Linked DNA regions of Homo sapiens: region 1 is linked to region 2. The links are chromatin loops, found by intact Hi-C in ENCODE. Cell type or tissue: PC-3. All regions are shown on one strand. Each heading gives the region's core, and the rest is flanking DNA. Links, peaks and the distances in the headings are about the cores only. Region 1 has its middle 5.1 kb from the start of SPRED1. Region 2 has its middle 56 kb from the start of SPRED1.

Region 1 (5,390 bases), core at 274-5,273, 51 kb before region 2:
TGCATAAAATGGGGATAATAGTACTTAACTTACACAGCTGTTGTGCTGATGAACGAGATAATAATATACAGAGTTACTTAGAACAGATTAAGAATTCACAGTAAGAATAAGTCCTAGTTCTTACTACTGTTTTGTCAGAGATAGTAATAAACTTCATGGCAAAATAGTGGCAGATGCTCTGAGGATTAAATGTAAAGCATTCAATATTCTTGTTCATGCATTCAACAAATAACTATCAGTTGCTAGACACATGGCCTGGTCCTTAGTAAGCCATTAATAAATGAAACTATCACAGTTATTATGATTAAGTAAATAGAAGGAAAGTCGGTCATTTGCAAAGGCCTTTATCTTTTGAAGATTTGCATCTGTTTGAGGTTCTAGTGTATCAAGGAAATTGTCAGTATAGTCTTTGGAAGAATCTTGGTTGTCATGAGCCAGGCACTGTGCTGGCTATTTCCACATTCCACATACACCACACACTGCTTACATAAAGGGAGCAAGATGTGATCAATAGCCCAAATTAATGCTTTAAAGATTGCTCTCAACTCCACGACCAAGACATAGTCAGCAAACCATCCACAGCCTTTGGTGGTCCTATGCCATTTCTAGAACACTTTTGTGCCCTTTTTTCAACAACGCATTTGTAGTTCTCTCACCCAGTTGTTAAAGATCTCACCAACTTTTTAAAAATTTGCTTTGGTTTAGCAGAGCTCAGAGTCTTCTACTCTGAAGCAGTCAGAAATGGTGCTACTGCTCAGAGCCAAGGGATCTTCTAGTCTGACTGTCAATCACTGGCTGCTCTATACTCAGGAGGCCTCGACTTATCTATCCGGGTGTCTGGACCTTAAGAGTAAAGAGACGTACCAACCAAAGACAATGTGTGAGATCTTATTTGGATCGTGACTTAAATATTTTTAAATTTGGGACAACTGGAGAGATTTGAACATTAACTGGAGATTTGATGAAAACAAGGAATTTTTTTTAAGTATTGGTTTATGGCAACATTTTCTTCAAGTCCTTACCTTTCAGAGATATGTACTAAAATATTTACAGATGAAACGTTATGCTTCAGAATAATCCACTGGGGTGAGGAGTAGGAAGAATGGGTAAGGATATAGATGAAACAAGATTGGTTATAGATTAATGATGAATACATTCTCTTTACTATTTTATAATTTAAAATGTTCTATAATAATTTTTTTAAAATACACTGCAAGTACTTAAAATGCAGATTCCTAGACCCCAGCTCAGAAATTGTGATCACTAGGTCTATGATGGGGCCATGCTTTTGTAAGTATGCCAGGTGCTTGGCCCTTTTTAGTCCTTCATCATCTACTCCCCCTTTCCTTAAAACCATTTTTGTCATCCTGTCTCCCAGCACATCCGTGATTGAAAGCTGTGTTCCAGCTAAACACAAAAAAGGGTGGCCAGTGGTATATCATAAGCTTAGATAGACACTGGTCAAGGCCAGAGGGATAGTTCAGTTAGGAAAGGGGATCCAGCCAGATGTGAGAAGCTAAATACAGATCACAGTTTTGTCTTAAGCTCCAACTCCATTCAGTTGGTACTAATCAAGAAGAATTCTATGGCCACATTCGGGCTCAGCAAGAAAGGAGATACTTATATTTGCTCAGTTGTGTTTTCTAGGTAGCCCTGTGGGAAGGAAGCTAGTCACAATAGCTGGTTATCACAAGTGACTATCTGTATTATTGTCCTCAGCTTTAGGAATTAGCCACAACCATTTAATGACCTGTTCGAGGTAATTAATTATCAATAGGATCCATGGGCCAAAGAGGGAGGAACAAGAGAACAATTGCCAAGTAATTGCCAGTATAGGATATGATCCAAGTTAAGAAGGTACAAGTGGATTCTGAGTTCCATGTAGGTATCAGGCCAGGGTTTATTCACAAGGACAGCAAAAAGTAGGCTGTCCTCACTGAGACACTGGCAGATGGCATGCTATTTTCCTATTCAAAGTTTCTTTTCTTTTTTTCACATTGCTCAGCCCATAGTAATCATCTTTCTTATGAGTTCAGAATTGGTCTTCTCAGATTCTTTTATTTTTGCCTTTGCTGTTTATACTTGTGTTGATAATTATTATTTTTGCTGATTCATTTTTTATGAGTTTATATTTGTTTTCCCAATTAAATTTTAGTGACTTGAAGGTAGGGGCTGCCCTTTATATTTTTTGGCATCCTTTTTAGCAGTGGTCGTAAGTAATAGAGGCTTTTTAGGTAAAATACTATACCAGAGCCTTGACTATATATAAAAATGAAGCTATACTGACTGGCACTGGAGTTGAAATCAGGAATCCCCTCTGGCTTACTATTGGGACTTAATACTATTGCAGTTTAGCATTTCACATACACTGTGCCTTGCACCAGAAGCTCTCATCAGATATTTGTATTCTTGAGAAGCCAAAAGAGGAGACAGCCATGCCAACATATGAGGTTCTAAAAGTACATAAAATACAAGTGCATATTTCCATTTCTAAAATTACCCTTAACATTACTCCTTAGCAGATGTTATTAAAATTTTGTTTTTTAAAACTGTAGTTAATGTGTGCCTTGATCAATCGGAACTTCCTATTTTCATCATGTACTTTGTTTAATAAATGATTTTTTTTCTTTAGTTTAACCAGTCTCTTGGCTAATGAGCCCTGCCTCTCAGTGGAATTACTAAGTGGTAACCATGTTTCTAAATAGTTTCCTTGCCTCTGGCATGAGTCTGCTTCCCCATCACTAGGATTCCCATGTTCTTCCAAACTAATGCAAAGTATAAAGGATAAGTATGCTGTTTTCCTTTTTTCCCTAAGGACGGCAATTGTTGGTTTGGCAGTATCCGGTGAGTGTGTAATCAGTTTACTTTTAATGCTATAACTGCCTTTTACAGGAAGTTTCCACAAGATTAGGATGAGTACAAGGGAAATGAGCAGTCTGCAATTTCCTTTATTTTCTGTATAATCTTAGCAGGGAGGATGCTTACCAGACCCCACACTACTAAATAAAGCACTTACCATTATTCTCCCAAATGGCTTTAGCATGCTCATTCTTTAACGGTTATGTCCCACTACAACAAATATGAAGGACTGAAATACCCATCATAAAATAATCCAAGGCCACGTGCAACACAAATTTAGTATGACAAAAGATTCTAGGTTGGTTCCTTGGATTTTGCTTTAAATATGGCATTGCTTTCCCTTTTAATGAGTACTAATTAACCATGGTATAGGATTACAACAGGATTACATTTGAAATACACATTGCCCTTCAGGAACTTACCTTCCTAACACCCTTCCCCAGTAGGTATTATTATTAACTCCAGGTTACAAAGAGACTTGCAAACTGAAGATCAGAGAGGTCCCAGAGGTTACACAATAGTAAAGGCATGGCTAGAGCTCAACCCCGTTTCATCCCCTCCTTCAAAATTCTGTGTGTGTGGGTGTGTATGTGTGTATGTTTCAATATTATAATTTCTCAAAGATGGGATATTTGGTGGGATAGACTTTCAAGTCATTATTACTTTGGATAATGATTTAACAGGAGAGTCCTACTTTTAGATAACGAAAGAATTAAATTCCTTGGCTATTATCAGCTGCCTTTTGTGGGCCTCAGGTACGTAAGTTCCTTTATACCATCAGTTCTTAGAGTAGGGTCTGGGGACATCTGGAGTCTCTTTTGTAAATTGGTTTCTAAATCTAGAGCCTTGATAGGAGGACTACTTCAATCAGAAGGCAAATAACATCTGGTTGTCTTTGGGTGATGCTAGCAGATATCGATGATCATGGTAACCACTAGCCATATGTGGCTGTTTATTCCTCAGGTATACTAGCCATGTTTCAAGTGCTCAATAGCCACAAGTGGTTAGTCGCTATCATATTGAACAATCTAGATATAAAACATTTCTGTCATCACGGGTTGTTTTCTTAGACACATGAATGTGCAAATGTGTTGCTGTAAATAACAAAAGTAGTTATCTTGTTATTAAAGTAGACATGTAACAAGGATTATGCTCTCAAATACATTATTAGTGTGAACTGGGGCACTGTAGATCATCTCTTCATTGCCATTAACTAAGGGTAAAAGGGAGGATAATTTCATAATTATCTTTGATGTATAAGTCTTTGATAAACCTACAGAACATATCTATACTGGGAAGCATAAATTCATTGACTGGTTTATTTTGTTAAAAAATGGTTTTTGTTTGTTTAGTTTGGGTTTTTTTTTTTTCTTCCTCTGTTGCCCAGGCTGGAGTGCAGTGGCACAATCTCAGCTCATTGCAATCTCCACTTCCCAGAGTCAAGCAATCCTCCCACCTCAGCCTCCAAGTAGGTGGGACTACAGGCACCCATCACCATGCCCAGCTAATTTTTGTATTTTGTAGAGAGGGGGTTTCGCCATGTTGCCCAGACTGGCCTCAAACTCCTGAGCTCAAGCAATCCATCTGTCTCGGCCTCCCAAAGTGCTGGGATTACAGGCGTCAGCCACCACACCCCGCATATAAAAATGTTTTGGCCAGGCGCTGTGGCTCACGCCTGTAATCCCAGCACTTTGGGAGGCAAGGCAGGCGGATCACGAGGTCAGGAGATCGAGACCATCCCGGTTAACATGGTGAAACTCTGTCTCTACTAAAAACACAAAAAATTGGCCGGGCATGGTGGCGGGTGCCTGTAGACCCAGCCACTCGGGAGGCTGAAGCAGGAGAATGGCGTGAACCCAGTAGGTGGAAATTGCAGTGAGCCAAGATCGCACCACTGCACTCCAGCCTGGGCAACAGAGTGAGACTCCGTCACACACAAAAAAATGTTTTAAGTGTTCATGTTTAATATTGCATATCCTTGCCACTCAAAGCTGCAAAGCTTCACCCGGAAGCTTGTTAGAAATGCAGGCCCTTGGGCTCCACTCCAGTCTTCCTGAATTAGAATCTGCATTTTAACAATACCGCCGTATGATTCATCTGTGCATTAAAGTTTAAGAAGCCCTATTGTAAGTAATCTCTTTATCTTTATTATTATTATTATTTGAGATGGAATCTCGCTCTGTTGCCCAGGCTAGAGGGCAATGGCGTGATCTCGGCTCACTGCAACCTCTGCCTCCTGGGTTTAAGCAATTCTCTTGCCTCAGCCTCCCGAGTAGCTGGGATTACAGGCGTGCGCCACCACACCTGGCTAATTTTTGTATTTTTAGTAGAGACAGGGTTTCACCATCTTGGCCAGGCTAGTCTTGAACTCCTGACCTCGGGTGATCTGCCTGCCTCCGCCTCCCAAAGTACTGGGATTACAGGCATGAGCCACCACACCTGGCCAGTAATCCCTTTATCTTTAATAGTGTCCCTTCCTAACCTTGTTCTTCAAGCTTGTCCAGCTTCCAAGTATGCAAAAGTCAGAGATT
Region 2 (5,390 bases), core at 337-5,336:
ACTCTTATCTCCAGAAGTTGACTTATTACTTATATTATCTTGTATTTATACTTAGGAAATAGCAAACAACTTGACAGCATTACTTTCTTCGTCATTTTCAATTGCTTGTGAAACAATTTATTAGTACAGACCTTCCAAAAAGCCACATTCAGCAAAAGATTTCATAAAGCTTATAAAACTTTATTTCATTTATGTCTTTCAGTTCTTAACAAAGATGAAAGAATATTTCCTTTTTAGGAAGTTTCCTTTTTAGGTCTCATTTCATACAGACAGCCCTTGAGTGAGAGTCCTTTGCTCCAAATGAAAGAAAATTTAGCTTTGAGTATGATCATTTCAGAATGATACTCTGAACAACATGAAAACTAATTGCTACCCAACAAAAAGATAAAGGATTGACCCAAATTTTCCTATCCCCCCCTTATTTCCAAATATTCTAAAGGTCCTCTCTGGTTCTCCCAGCCTACCATGATTAGTCCAAGCCCCTTTGCCTGCAATAATCACATGCTAGTTGTAAAAACATTAAAAAATGCTGATACTGTGACTGGTGAACAAAATCATCATTATTTGATGATGCCCAAATCTGTCTCAAACCACATTTTCTGCCATGGTGGTAAACATCTGACCTCTATTAGCATGTATTTTAAAAAGTTTTTTTTTGTTGTTTTTTTTGTTTTGTTTTTTTTTTGAGATGGAGTCTCACCCTGTCACCCAGGCTGGAGTGCAGTGGCGCATCTCAGCTCACCGCAAGCTCCGCCTCCCAGGTTCACGCCATTTTCCTGCCTCAGCCTCCCGAGTAGCTGGGACTACAGGAGCCCTCCACTGCGCCCGGCTAATTTTTTGTATTTTTACTAGAGACGGGGTTTCACCGTGTTAGCCAGGATGTTCGTGATCTCCTGACCTCGTGATCTGCCTGCCTCAGCCTCACAAAGTGCTAGGATTACAGGCATGAGCCACTGTGCCTGGCCTTAAAGAAGATAATTTTTAAGGGTGCAGTAAATATATGCTGAAAAGCTTGAAATCAACAACTGTGTTAGTCTCAAACAGCCTTCAGCTCCACAAGCACATTAGCAAACCAAAAAAACAGGGTTAGTGTAATATGTTTTAATACTTTTTGAAGAATGCAACAATCCCATAGGCCATTACTGACTAGAAATGGTGACATTTCACAAGTGTCCCAAACTTGGGATTTATTGAGCTTCTCCATAGTAGAGTGTCTTTTCAAACTTGCTTCTATTAGTTTTCATCATCGCTGTTTTCTTTATTATGGTTGTTTCCAACAGTTTAAATAGAAAAATGCTACACATATTTCAAAGTGAGGAGCCTTGTATAGACCGGCATATAAGCACAGGAAGTAGCATTTAAGCTACACAAATGTTTCCCAGCCCTTGCCACTGAATAGGCCCATTGTTCTCCATCCAAGCTGTACGTCATGATCATGTGTGGGGTTTAAAAAATATAGATTTCTAGGCCCTGCCTTGGAGATTCTCAGTTGTTCTGAGGTGGGGTTGGGGGATGGTCCAAACTTCTATAGTCAAAAAAAGTGCCACAGATGTTTCTGCTGCACAGTGATCGCTGAGGTCTTGGATTTAGTAAAGCAATACCAAGAATCTTAATTTCTTGTCTGTTATAAAATTTTTAAAAGGCAGTACCTACAAGTTAAACTTGGGTGAAAGTGCCAGTTCCACTGCTTACTGTGCAAACTTGGGCAAATCTCTTACTGTTTCTGAGCATCATGGTTTTCATCTGAAAAATGGGGAATCATAGTTTCCTAATGAAATGTGGTGAAGATTAAACGAGATAATGTATGTTACCTCATGTTCCCCAGTGCCTTAGTAAGCACATAATATGTAATAGTTATGATTTTATTCCCCTTTGTGTATGTCATCTGGAGAAATTTATACCTGAGAGATTGAATATGAGAGATTATTCTACCTACCTATGCCCAGGGGGACAAGGGGATCTATGAGAAACTAAAAATTGTAAAACCTGGCTGTTGACATCTAAACATTTGGAAATCAATGGCTAGTCATCTTTCCTACAGAAGGAAATGGAAAAATGAAACCACCCTTCTTCATTATGAAGGAAGATGCCTAAGAAGAATGGTTCTCTGAAAAACAAGATGTAACAATGGCTGCTGGTCATTGACCAACTTCAGCAGGAGAGATTGCTGATCTCTTGTTACTCTCAACTCCCACTGTGGGGGATGAGGCAGGTCTCTTCCCTATTCTCTTTTTCTACCATGGTTATTCCTGCTGCTTTGCCTTGGTTTTTCTGCTCTTCCCGTATCACTTAGATCCTATATATTCTTGTCTCTTTTGATCAGCCCAGCTTTCAGTGAAGCTTTTCTTGCCCCCATTTCTTGAACTTCTGTTGTCTTAACTAGTACCTTGAACTGTATTCATTTTATTATTTTGTTGTTGTTAGTCCTGTCTTTCCAAATGGACTTCAAATTTTCTGAGGGAAAAGATATTTTGCTAACTTTCATGTACATCTTCTTTCTTAGCCCAGCACACACAGCCATAGATGTAAAAGATTGCCTCATAAAAGCAAATCAGGTGCTGAAGAGAGTCATCTGTATGTGAAGCAGAGAGTCAATGAGGCCATCTTTAGTGGTTGGTGTGCTAGTGACTTAAGGTTCAATTTTAGCAGCTGTTCTTCACTTTCCAACAGGGATATATAAAACACACAGATTGTTATAACTCTCCTTTGACTTTCCTTGTTGATAAATTTAGATATAATATTTTCCTATTTTAAGTAGTGGTTCTCAACATTGTTTACACGTTAGAATCATCTGGAAAGCTTTAGAAAACCCTCATGTTCAGACTACACCACAGACCAATTAAATCAGAATTTCTAGGAGTGAAGCCAAGGCATCAGAATTTTTAAAAGCTTCCTAGGAGATTCCAATGTACAGCCAAGATTGAGAACCACTGTTTTAGATTAAACTATGTAAAATCTGATTAAGAGACCCCTAGATTGGAAACTGACAATAAACAAACATCCAGGTCTGGGATTTCTTAATGGGCTCCACTGGTGCTGTGGACTTCCTTCTCATTCTGACTGTTCTTTTCCTAAGCTGCCTTAAGGCACATTGTTCAGTGGATCCGAGACTCCGATTTGAGAACAAGCATAAGCAAGAAGTGAAACTCTTGCAGCAGGGTACGTGTACCTGCTGTTAATCTTGGATTGCTCATAGTCCTAAACGATGCCCATTATTCAAATCTCAAATTGAATGTTATTTCTTGATGGAGTCTTCTCTGACAACTCTCATATCCATTAATAGTTGAACACTAGTCATACTTTCTCAAACACTCTATTGTTTCCCTTTATAGCACTCATGATATACAGAAATTTTAATGGTTATTTGCTTAATATGTAATACACCACCTCCCCCTCCTCCTACCGCTGGGTTTTGAGCTCATGGATGGAAGAGACCATCTCTGCCTTATTCATTATTGTAAATTTGGCAGCCATCACAATGCATGTGGTAAGAGCTGAGTAAATAGTTGGTGAAGGAATAGAAATCAGAGTACTATTGTTAGATGAGTGTTTATTGACGGGGGAGAATGGTAGAGTCCGGTGCCTCTCTGTGGAGCATTCTATCAATTGTGAGATAGTGCAGAGTGGGGGCAATCTCAATTACCTAATTTTGACCAGTGATTCTCAAATATGGCCTGCTCAGGAGAATCACCGGGATGTTTTGTTGAAAGTACAGATGCCTATGCCTCATCTCCAAAAGATCTGATTTCAGTAGTGTGATGTCAGAGCTAGGAATAAGTTTGCCAGCTAAGTCTGATGCCCTCGGCCACAGTCCAGCATTTAGAAACTACTGCTTTAGCCATTGCCTGAAATGACTTTCAGAACCACTGTCAAATTTGGAGCCTGCATTTTCTGTAGCTCAGTTATTCTTTTGCTCTGTGATGAAATTATGAAGGTGAGGTTAAGGGTTTTCTTTGGAAGAGAGACACATTGCTTTATGCAACAACTCTGGAGGGATAATGCCCCCAGTGCCATCTACTCTGTTTATAATGTGGCTGGCTGAACTTATGGTTTCTTAGGAATCCATGTTCTAAAGCCTGATGGTAATATTAGAACTATGTCAATGTAACACTTTCCCCAAATGCTTGGAAAACTTAACCACGTAGGCCACGGTGTGTGGCTATACTGATCTCAGTGGCTGTACTCACACTGAAAAAAATATGTCAGCATTGGCCATATTTTTATATACCTAGATCTATTTTGAGAAACAGTCAACATGGGAAATATTACATTAAATATTCATGGCATTTGTGTTCATGCTGAAAAAAGTTACACAGATTATAAAACTTCAGTGACTCAGAAATCTCCCATCTATCAAACTCAACTAGCCAAAAAGAGCAAAGAAGGAAAAAATAAGCAAAAGAGAACTCCAGATATCAAAAATATGTGGAATTTTAAATAAAACCTATATGAACAAAAGTAAGACTTTTTTCTTTTTTTTAAAGTAGAATCCATTTACTCAGGATCTATTTGCTGTAACTTTAGACATAATCTAACTGCTTTGGGGAATCATGATGCAGGTACAGTAAACACAAGAATACCAAAATCATAGCCATGTAACACTTCTTGGGCTGAAACAGTCATTTGTTTCAGTGTCTACACTTTAATATTTAATAATTGATAATATTTACATGTGTTATATAATTTAATATTTATCATCAACAAAGAGAACTCCAGGGAAGATAATATTCCCATTCTACAGATGAGGAAACTGTGTGGCAGAGAGGTTAAAAAACTCAATGAAGTCATTCTGATTTCTAATTCAATAAACTTTCTGCTGTATTATGTTGCCTGATGGAGTTTCACTGTTTGTTGCCCAGGCTGGAGTGCAATGGTGCCATCCTGGCTCACTGCAACCTCTGCTTCCCAGGTTCAAGCAATTCTCCTGCCTCAGCCTCCCAAGTAGCTGGGACTACAGCTGTGCACCACCATGCCCAGCTAATTTTTTTTTTTTTAATTTTTAGTAGAGACAGGGTTTCACCATGTTGGCCAGGCTGGTCTCAAACTCCTGACCTCGGGTGATCCACCCGCCTTGGCCTCCCAAAGTGCTGGGATTACAGGAGGGAGCCACCTCACCTGGCCTTCCATTGCCTTGTAAAATAAAGAACAACTTTTGATAACCATGAAGAGAATCTAGAATCATCAAGAAAAGGTTGAAGTTTAGCATACTTAGTTTAAAAGTGTAGAATCATCTATGGTATTTTACAAATGTTTCCATTAACAATAGTTAAAATTAAATAACAATGTGTGAGTGCCTGAAGGAGTAAGTTTCTGTCATATGGAAAAATCACTTATGTGAAATCTTTACTTTGTAGGAATTCAGATGAAAAAGAAATACAAACATACTCACA

The links. Hi-C counts contacts between places; a loop is a spot of excess contacts. Peaks named below come from ENCODE experiments on the same cell type or tissue, not always from the same donor. Only the 100,000 strongest peaks of a DNase experiment are listed, where the experiment ranks them.
Region 1: it touches region 2 in a loop (4-fold over the local background); 7 of 110 quality-filtered maps call a loop at or near these places.

What each region holds. Positions count from the first base shown.
Region 1 is chr15:38,245,010-38,250,399 of GRCh38, reverse strand. No RefSeq gene overlaps it. Among named protein-coding and RNA genes, the nearest start is that of SPRED1, 5.1 kb to the left of the region's middle. In PC-3, for the core only: no CTCF peak of the experiment used is centred there; a DNase peak (open chromatin) is centred at 2,849; H3K27ac peaks cover 2,050 bases.
Region 2 is chr15:38,193,773-38,199,162 of GRCh38, reverse strand. No RefSeq gene overlaps it. Among named protein-coding and RNA genes, the nearest start is that of SPRED1, 56 kb to the left of the region's middle. In PC-3, for the core only: no CTCF peak of the experiment used is centred there; a DNase peak (open chromatin) is centred at 3,442; H3K27ac peaks cover 2,891 bases.